2 separate regions of the Mus musculus genome follow, and region 1 is linked to region 2. The links are chromatin loops, found by intact Hi-C in ENCODE. Cell type or tissue: left cerebral cortex. All regions are shown on one strand.

Region 1 (5,000 bases), 220 kb after region 2:
GTCTACATAGTAAGTTCCAGGACAACCAGGGCTACTCAGAGAAACTGTTTCAAAAAACCAAAACAACAACAATTTTTAAAAGTTTTAAAGGTTCCCTGTGATGGTTAATGTTGGCTGTCAACAAGAGGGAGCTTCAGATAAAGAACAGCCTCCATCAGACTGGCCTGTTGCAATGCCTCCATCAGACTGGCCTGTTGCAATGCCTCCATCAGACTGGCCTGTTGCAATGCCTCCATCAGACTGGCCTGTTGCAATGCCTCCATCAGACTGGCCTGTTGCAATGCCTCCATCAGACTGGCCTGTTGCAATGCCTCCATCAGACTGGCCTGTTGCAATGCCTCCATCAGACTGGCCAGTTGCAAGGCTGGAGAGAAGGTTCAGTAGTTAAAAGTGAGCTTGGCTGTTCTTCCAGAGACAGACAGGGTGCTGGAGAAGCCAAGAGCTCAACATCTTGATCTGAAGGCCGTAGAAGGAGACTGGGCAGAGTTTGAGCAAAGGGAACCCCAAAGCCAGCTCCTATAGTGGTACACTTCCTCCAATTGGGCCATACCTCCTAATAGCGCCTATAAACCAAGATGAATCTATGGTCACCCCTATTCAATCCACCATAGTTCCCTCAATGATACCTGTGATTTGGAGGTATAAGCCAAATAAACCGTTTGTTCCCCAATTTGCTTTTGGTTGTGGTATTTGTCACAATAGAAAGAGCAAACTAAGATATGACCAAACATGTAGGCCCATAGAGTGGTTTCTCTGGACACTCTCTGTTCTCATCCCTACACAATGGCCCCTTTGATCACGGCCCACTCCCATCCTTGAGAACACCTCATGTTATCCTGTAGAAGCTCTGCCTGACTTCCTCACCGTGTTCTGTGTCTCATAAGAATTCATTCCACTGAGATAGTAAGGACTGTGTTCCTGAGGGGAGGCCAGAACAGAGTCCCAGGAAGCAAATGCGCTGGATGTAAAGAGGAACCAGGAATAGGGGTAACACTGCCAAGTGGCATAGAGAGAGACAGGACGGAGCCAAGACCTGGGTGTATGAAGAGGCAGATGTGGACAGGTAGGTAGGAGAGAGAGGGGGAACCTAGCAGGATGTCAAGACACATGGCACTGTGGTCCCAAAGGAGCCACCCCCAAGACAAGCCAGAGCCCCTCTCCTATCGGGTTCTATGGGACCTCAGAGCCACCATCCTCAGGGGGTCACAGTTAGGTGGGTCTCTCTGCCCAGAGCTCCCTTCAAACTCCCCCAGGGTTTCTATTTTTACCCTGAGTTCTCAGTTCCTGAGTGGGAGGCGGTAATAAGAGAGTGGGAGAGGCAGAAGGAAGACTGCATCTCTATGAAAAGGCTGGGTTTGGATGCAGGTTTTCTCCTCCTCCACCCTCAGTGAGAGGGTCCAGAAGAACAGCACTCATTGCACTTTTCCAAAATGTTTCTCCAGTCAGGGGAGGGGGAGGTTGGTGCACATATGACAGGTAAACATGCGGAAGTCAGAGGACAGCGTTTGGGAGTCTGTCCTCTTTCCACCATGTGGATTCCAGGGACTGAAGCCAGGGCACCAGGCTTGGCAGCAAGCACCCTGAGCCACCTTGGATGTCCCTGTTGCACTTTCTCCTCCTTTTGGTTCCTTTCCTAGTTTGTTTGTCATTTGCTTGTTACTTATTATTACTATTATTATTATTACTATTATTATTGGTTCAAATCCTACCTCTGCCATCTGCCGATGCTTGCTCTTGTCCATACTTTCTAGTCTCTCTGTGCTTCTTTTAATGGGTAAATAAGGGCTGTTCAAGGAAACCTTGTCATGAGGATGTTGGGAGAATTAAATGAGTCAGAACTGTGCCTGGCACATAAGGACTTTATGTGTGTGGGCATGTGGGTTCTTGTGTGTGTGTGTGTGTGTGTGTGTGTGAGAGAGAGAGAGAGAGAGAGAGAGAGAGAGAAAGTCAGGGAGAGAGAGAGTGAGTCAGAGAGAGAGGGAGAGAGAGAGAGTGTGTGTGTGAGTCAGGGTCTCACTATGTAGCCCAGGCTGGCCTTGAACTCACAGAGATCTGCCTGCCTTCTGCCTCCTGCGTGCTGGGGTTAAAGGCATGCCCCACTGTGCCTGCTCTGGTTTTTAAATACTGGCCAAACTGCTGCTATATGATGGCCTAAGGCACCTAGAGATGACTAAGACATGATTTCATCTCTTCAAATATCCAGCATCCAGTAGGAGAAGTGCAGAATGAATAATTCCGGGATAGACAATGGACATGGCTATACTAGCGGAAAGCACAGCAGTATAGAAGAAGGAATGATCCACTTGCCCACTTGCTGGAACGATTATGGGAAGCCTTACAGGACAGAGTTTGGAGTTTGCAGGGCTCTTTATTTTTTGTATTTGTTTGTTTGTTTGTAATCTTTTCAAGACAGGTTTTCTCTAGGCTATCCTGACTGTGCTGGTGGAACTCCCTCTAGATCTGCCTGCCTCTGCTAATAGTAAAAGAATCTGCTACCATGCCCAGCTGCAACAAGACAGAGTTTTGAAGGATTGAGAAAAGTGTGAGACCTTTGGAGAAAAACAGGAAATCTCAAGCAAAAGGAACTACCTCAGTCGAGCGGAGTGTAGAGACAGGGAAGGGTTCCGTGTGTCGAGGGAAGAGTGGGTGGGGCATTCTGGCTGAAGCCTCAAGCATATGGTCTGAGGGATGGTGATGCTGAGTGAGACTGAGTGACAGGTGAGAAGCCAGAGAGCTATCTACCCAGGAGTTCCTGACTTACCCAGATATTTAGAGAAAGTGTTTTCTTATCATCCAGGCTAGAAAAAGAAATGACAGAATTCTGGGAATTACCATCAGGAGGGATCTTCCATATATATAATTTGCAAAGGTACACATGTATGTGTATGTTTGTATATGTGCAGATGCACGTATGTGCACCTGTGTGTATAGGCATAGGAGGGGTCAGAGGTCAACCCTAGCTGCTGTTCCTCAGGTAACCCTTCCTATTTATTTATTTATTTATTTATTTATTTATTTATTTATTTATTTATTTATTTATTGAGCCCTGGCTGTCCCAGAACTTACTCTGTAGACCAGGCTGGCCTTGAACTCACAGAGATCCACATGCCTCTGCCTACAGAGTGCTGGGACTAACAGCCCTGCTGGATTCAAGTTTCATTTTTAAATTATGTATGAATGTGTGTGAGAGAGAGTGTGCATGCAAGTGCGAGTGCCTGTGGAAGCCACAGAGGTGATTGGGTCCCTCAGACCCAATTAGAGAAATTGTGAGCCACCCAACAAAGTGGGTGCTGGGAACCAAAAGCGGAACATGTTCTTAACCACTGAGCCATCTCTCCAGCCTCCCACTCTGGTTTTTTTGTTTGTTTGTTTTGTTTTGTTTTGTTTTTGTTTTTGAGACAGTTTCTCATTGGCCTGAAGTTTACCAGTTAGACTAATCTGACCGGCCAGCTAACCTCAAGGATTTGCCTGTCTCTACCCCCGCCCCCTACACCTCCTTCCCCACCTCCCCCACTCCCAGTGCCAGCATTACACATGGACACCATCACACCCAGCTTTTTTATGTGGGTTCTGGGGATCTAATTCAAGTTGCACACTTGCATGGCGAGCACTTTGCCTGCACTGAGCTACATCCTCTCTCCACTTCCTTCCTCCACATGGAAACCCCTGGGCTGACTCTGTCCCATTCCGTCCTCCTGGGGAGATGTCAGCGTAACTTTTGAAGTGGCCATCTAGCCCAAATCCAGGCCCCAGCTCTGAAGTACAGAACAGGCTGGGACAGGAAGGTGGACAGTGGACAGACAGTGGGCTTCAGGATGAGGCTGGAGGTGGGTAGTACCTGAGCCTTGTTAGCTCAGCCCTGAGCTCACACCCTTCTGTCTCAACAGGCCTCTTCTGGCTCTATGTTAACTGGCTGCCAAGACACCCCGCAGGTGACACCTGTCACAATTTTAAGGAAATTTCCTAAATGTCACCACTTTCACCTGCTTTCTGTAAACTAAAGGCCATGTTGGGAACAAAAGAGGTCATGATCTGAAGTCAGCCAGGATTGTATGTTCCTCAGTGCCAGGGTTAGGGTTGTACACTTCCCCAGAAACAGCTCTTCACTGCGTATTTTGATAATTATATAAAGTGATGAGCTAGAAAGCCCTACACAGAGGCGAATACTATATACATTCCATTATTGTTTGTTTTGTCTTGAGACAGGATCGCCTTGACCTCCCAATGTAGCTGATGATGACCTGGAGCTCCTGATCCCCCTGTCTCTGCCTCCTACAAGCTGGGATGACAAGAGTGCTCCACCACACTCTGCTCCTAGATTTCATTATTACTCTTTCAAAGGGGAACGTGAAGAGAAGGTAGCAGTGTCTCCTTGCTGCCGACTGTGTGCCTAGTTCATTCAATTTGCCTCTTGCCTGTGAGCTGTCCAATGGCTTCCTTTTCTTCCTGTGGATGAAGGAAGGCATTGAGTCAGGGTAGGAAATCCATTTACCTGGTGTGTAAATTCAAGTTCCAAGAGTCCAGAGAGTTTCTGGCCAGAGGTGGGTCACCTCTCTAAGGACCACAGGAGGAGACTGACTTCTGTTTCAGGTGTGTAGCCCTGTGGCTACACCAGGCTGCTGTTTTTACCAGAGCATATCATACATGTATGACATCATGGGGTTTCACATGCCCTGAGATCCAAGCTAGGAGCAGCACCCCAGAACCCTCTGTCTTAGGCCATCAATGTGTAAAAGAGACATGAGTCCGTGCTGAGTAGTGACATGTGCCCGTCATCCCAGAAGGCAGAAGCAGGAGCATCATGAGTTCAAGCCCAGCCTCAGCTGGGAGCCTGTCTTAATAAAAGGAAGGTAAGGGTCAGTGACATGGTTCAGTAGGTAAAGGGGCTTGCTGCCAAGCCTGATGACCTGAGTTTGAACTTAAAACTAACAGTAGAAAGAGGGAACCGGCCTCCACATTCATGCTGTAACACCCAAACACAGTAAATTAACATTTAATTT
Region 2 (5,000 bases):
TGCTCCCTGTACCTTTATCCCTGGGGCTTATTCCAAGGAGGAGGGCTGGAAGTCAGGACAACCAACTCACCTCAAGCACTGTGCCATTAGCTATCGTTCCTCCACCCTTCATCTCCAGTGGTATTTTCAAGGAGGAGCATTTCTGCTGAGCTGACATTTTCAACGGGAAATATTTTTTAAAAGAGATGAGAAAAGGAGGGAAAAACTCCAGCGACTTCCCAAATGCCAGCTTTTTATCAATTCTGATGATTGTGAATATTCCAGAAGTAAAGGCCACCTCTCCAGTATGTCTGGCTGTGAAAACCTGAGATGGGGACCAGGGGCAAGAGCTCTGAGTGCACTGGAAAAGGGTATACTTCAGGTCCCAAGAGACATGTTCTTTAAAGGAGCACCAAGGTTGTATACTGGGCAGGCACTCTGCCAGTGCCACAGCCTGTTCTGTCTAATCCCAGCTTCTGCAGAGGAAGAATTTTCTCTAAAGGAAAGCGGCCAACGCCCTGTTCCACCCTTCTCCTTGGGTAACTCGTTGCCAGGCAAGAATCTCTCAAACCAGCATCTTCTTTTGGCAACCCAAGGGACAATCTGTCAGATTCCCGATAGTTGTGAGCCTAAGTCCACCTCACTAAACCCGTTCTGCGCCTGTAGGACTGTCTCCCTTGCTTCCAGCTAGAGACACTCAGAGCTGCTTGTCAGCCACACGTTCTGTGAAGTCAAACGTGGGGGAAGAAAGGGTCTGGTGGGAACTGGGAAGCTCCTAGGATCCTCCTGGAATAGACTGGGGAGAAGCTTGGGGACAAGCTGCCAGATACAATATAGTACCTGCAGTTTTGAACTTCAAAATAAATTTCTTAGTATTTGTTCCAAATCTTATTGCAAGGCACACATAATACGGGGTAAAAAGGTTGTTCACCTAAAATCCAGTTTTAATTGGCCACCCATATTTCCCTCTGTTAGATGTGGGAAGTGGAGCCTGGTCCCAGGCACCGCCCGCAGAACAGAAGGCAAAGCCATCTGGGGTCTAGAGCCAGCTTGGGAATCCTGCACTACGCAGCCGCGGCTTTCCAGGGAGCAGCCCTGGAAAACGCCGAGGGCGGACAGAGCGCTTTGAAAAGGGCCGAGGGCCGTGTCTTGGCGAGACCGTGGGAAAGTCTCAGGAGCAGTCGCCGCCCGGCCTCTTCCCGGCTCGCCTCCAACCTTGGCAGATGCGCCACCTGTCCTCCCGCCCACCCGCCTACGGATGCGGGCCGCCTGGGGCAGCTCCCGCAGTGCGCAGGCGCGAGGGCTGGGGGCGGGGCGGACGCGCGGTCAGGCGGGAAGGGACTGCCCGGCGTGGGCGCCCTCCGGGTCGAAGCCCTAGCTGAGGAGGAGGCTGTGACCAACTGGCAGTCCCAGAGCTGCAGCCGCTCTCCTTACAGAATGGAGAGGACGGCTTTGGCTGTCTGTGAGGTGATGCTGGGAAGGGAGAGAAAGACAGTTCTGAGAGGAGGGCATTGTGAGGAGATCCTCCAAGTTTGGGCGCAGGGATCTGGCAATTCCTGAGGTGGAGAAGAAAATGCCGTGAATGGCTAGAAAAAATTAAAATCCCTCTTTCTTTGGGACTGTGGGAAGGGCCTGAGGTATGAGGTGCAGGACCACCCATCAGCCTCGTGGGTCCTTTCTGAGGAACCGATGTGTTCCGTGTTCCGGGCTTTGCCTGTATGTGCGCTAACATCACCACCTAAAGCCGAAGACCTGAAAGGTCACCAACTATGGTGATGCCAAATATGGGGTGATTCTGGAGGGGGCTTGGAGGTTGGCCAACTGGAGTTTTAGCGTTTTCTATCCACCAGTGATGAGAGGGGAGTTGGAAAGGTGAGAAGGAAATGTGCCATCATGGAAGGGTGGATCAGGGAATCAGGTGGTAGGCAAGGGGACACCAAGCTGTAGGAGAAGGTGTGATATGCTCTCGGGGCAGCCACCGTGAGGTGTGGAGGGTTGAATCCAGGGCTCGTACATACATACATACATACATACATACACATTTCTATACATGTGGACGGGGAACTGTTTAGTTCTGGAAGATGGCATTGAATGAATACCTGGGCCAGCTAGCTACATGTGTTCGCACCATTGCTGAACTTGGCAGCCATTACCTAATGGGACACTTAACTCCAGGCCTTCTAAAGAACACTGCACAAATGAATACAGAATTATAGGTTCTGAGATAACTTAGAATATTCCTGGTCCTTGGTGTCTTCTTTGTCATCGTCAAAGGAAGTTGGGGGATTAGATTTAACAAGATGACAGAACCTGGGATGGAACCCAGGGCTCTGACTCACCCACTAGTCAGTATTCTTTTCCCAACTGCTATCATTACACATAAAGGCACTGGAAAAAATCTGAACAGAGAGAGCACAGGAAAAATGTGAAGGAAGATGTTAGGCTGTAGAAGTGTCCAGAAACCATCTTCATAATTTATGGTACGAATTGGAATCTTAGTTACCAAATTTGTTTACTCAGAGCTCCCTGCCAAAAAAAAAAAAAAAAAAAAAAAAAAAAAAAAAAGGTGTTGGCTAAGAGATTTGTTGATTTGGGGCCTTCTAAAGTTTGAATCCCAGCACCCTGGTGGCAGTTCGCTCCATCTGACCTCCATGAGCAGCAAACATGTGGTCAATGTATGTATATACTGACAAAACACTCATACACATAACAATAAGACTTTTAGGCCATTAAGGTAACTTATGCCTTTAATCCCAGCATTTAGGAGGCAGTGGCAAGATGGATCTGTGAGTTTGAGGCCAGCTTGGTCTCACATTGTGAGACCAAGTTGTGAGGTGCCCTGTGGGTGCTGGAACTGAACTCTGGTCTTCTGCAAGAACAGCCAAGTACTCTTAACTTACAGTCCCTTTCCAACATTCACAAATAACATAGCTAAGTATTTATCTTATTTTGACGTTCAAAAATGTTGATTTACTGAATGAAAAAGATAATTCAAAACTAGATACCACTCTTTTCCATAGTTGGCTTTTATTTGGGCAAGAAAATAAAAAAACAAATTGCAGTTCATTTTTAAAAAAATTTTTGTTTCTAGGTGAACTTACCCAGCAACTTTTTTTTGTTTTGTTTTGTTTTTTGTTTTTCAAGACAGGGTTTCTCTGTATAGCCCTGGCTGTCCTGGAACTCTCTCTGTAGACCAGGCTGGCCTTGAACTCAGAAATCCATCTGCCTCTGCCTCCCAAGTGCTGGGATCAAAGGCGTGCACCACCACTGCCTAGCAGCAACTTATTTTCTTAATTTCCTGTCTTGGTGTGCATAATATTGAATTATACTGTCTACTTGCATATTTTTTGTGTTTAGATGCCATGATCTGAGCAAATGTAAATCTGTCATCTCATAAGCAGAACTACAGTATTTTATAATAGAGTTTTAACTGTATCATACAAATTTGCTTAGGACCATGATTTTAAAGATTATGTTTTATCTGAATTGTGCTCTTTTCAGATTTTAAGATATTTAATAATTCACTGGAAATGTGAGGCAGGAACAGCAAAGGGAACATTGCTGGATGGGCAGCTAGTGATTTCCATAGAAGCGTTACGTTCTAAGCACCTGCCAGATTCTCTGCATTGTATAATAACTAGTAAGTAAATTATCTGTTTTGTTTTGTTGTGAGGCATATCATAGTTTGTATAAAAATTTCAGTTTGTCACTGTCTCATTTCTAGTGTAGTTATAAAGCAAAATGACTTTTATAGGTATTCGGTAATAGATTTGTAAGTGTGCAATATAGGGAAGATAAATAGGACTATAGCTTTCTTAAATTAAAATTGCTCAAAAACAATTTTACTTTTGCTCTTAGTTTTATCTTTTTCACAACAAAATCATATCGATTTTATCTTTTTTGGCAATTGCAAAAAAAGGGGCAAAAATAAAGGAAAGGGGGGGGTAAAAAGAAAAGAAATGGCGGTGTATATTTTTACCCCCAAACCCCATTGCATGGGCATTTTGAGCGTAATGGATGCATGTCAGGCATAGATGGCATTTGCATTTATATATCTTCATGTAGTTATGTTTGTAATCTATCAAGAAAAAAGGTGATATGCACGTGACATAGTGTGTCATTATAGAAACATATTTGGAGAGCAAGACTTTGTAGTTATTTGACTTATCACAATAATTATTAACATTCAGTTATTAGTATTCTAGATTTTCTGTGTATGTGCGCACAACTAACTGGCTTTTTAAAGAAACAGTGGCACATACTTTAATCCCAGCGTTTGTGAGGTAGAGACTCCTCTCTTAAGTTCTAGGCCATCCTGGTCTATAGGATGAGTTCCAAGACAACCAGTGCTATGGAGAGAAACCCTATCTCAAAAAAAAAAAAAAAAACCAGAAATGTAATTGGTATATTATAGTTTCATGTGCTTTTTATTAAAGTGGTCAGTGTTTTGTGTTAGCATGTAGAAGAGATCTACTTCCTTTCTTTCTTTCTTTCTTTCTTTCTTTCTTTCTTTCTTTCTTTTCTTTCTTTCTTCCTTTTATTCTTTCTTTGTTTGTTTTGTTTTGTTTTTTGTTTTTGAGACAGGATTTCTCTGTATAGACCTGGCTGATCTGGAACTCACTCTGTAGACCAGGCTGGCCTCGAACTCAGAAATCTGCCTGCTTCTGTATCCCAAGTGCTGGGATTAAAGGCATGCGCCACCACTGCCCCGTTAGGACTAATACTTTTAACCATATATTTGGTTGTTTTTAATTACCTGTTTCTAAACTTATTTGTAATGTATTATCTTTTTCATTAAAAATGTTTATTTTTAATTTTTTGTTTGTTTCTGTTTGTAGGGATGTCCATGTGGATGTCCATACTTAGGAGACTAAAGGTGATGGAGCCTTCTGGAGCTCCAGTTATAGAAGTTGTGAACTTGGTTTCTGGGAACTGAACTCTGCTTCTTTATAAGAGCCCTAGGCACTATTAGCTGCTGAGCCATCTCTCTAGCCCCTTAAATTTTTAAAAAGGCATCATTA

What was found. A loop is a pair of places that touch in the nucleus more often than their neighbours do. Peaks named below come from ENCODE experiments on the same cell type or tissue, not always from the same donor. Only the 100,000 strongest peaks of a DNase experiment are listed, where the experiment ranks them.
Region 1: a loop joins it to region 2, with 2.8 times the contacts of the local background. A loop is called at or near these places in 3 of 42 quality-filtered maps.

What each region holds. Positions count from the first base shown.
Region 1 is chr19:4,479,159-4,484,158 of GRCm38, reverse strand. No RefSeq gene overlaps it. Among named protein-coding and RNA genes, the nearest start is that of Syt12, 4.5 kb to the right of the region's middle. In left cerebral cortex, no CTCF peak of the experiment used is centred here; DNase peaks (open chromatin) are centred at 1,354, 1,831, 2,182, 2,669 and 1 more place; H3K27ac peaks cover 2,093 bases.
Region 2 is chr19:4,694,623-4,699,622 of GRCm38, reverse strand. It overlaps Gm960 (predicted gene 960), which reads left to right and starts at 955. Exons shown (of 15, transcript NM_001033447.3): 1 at 955-1,446; 2 at 3,481-3,619. The coding sequence starts at 955. In left cerebral cortex, no CTCF peak of the experiment used is centred here; DNase peaks (open chromatin) are centred at 555, 1,200 and 2,271; H3K4me3 peaks cover 1,356 bases; H3K27ac peaks cover 2,776 bases.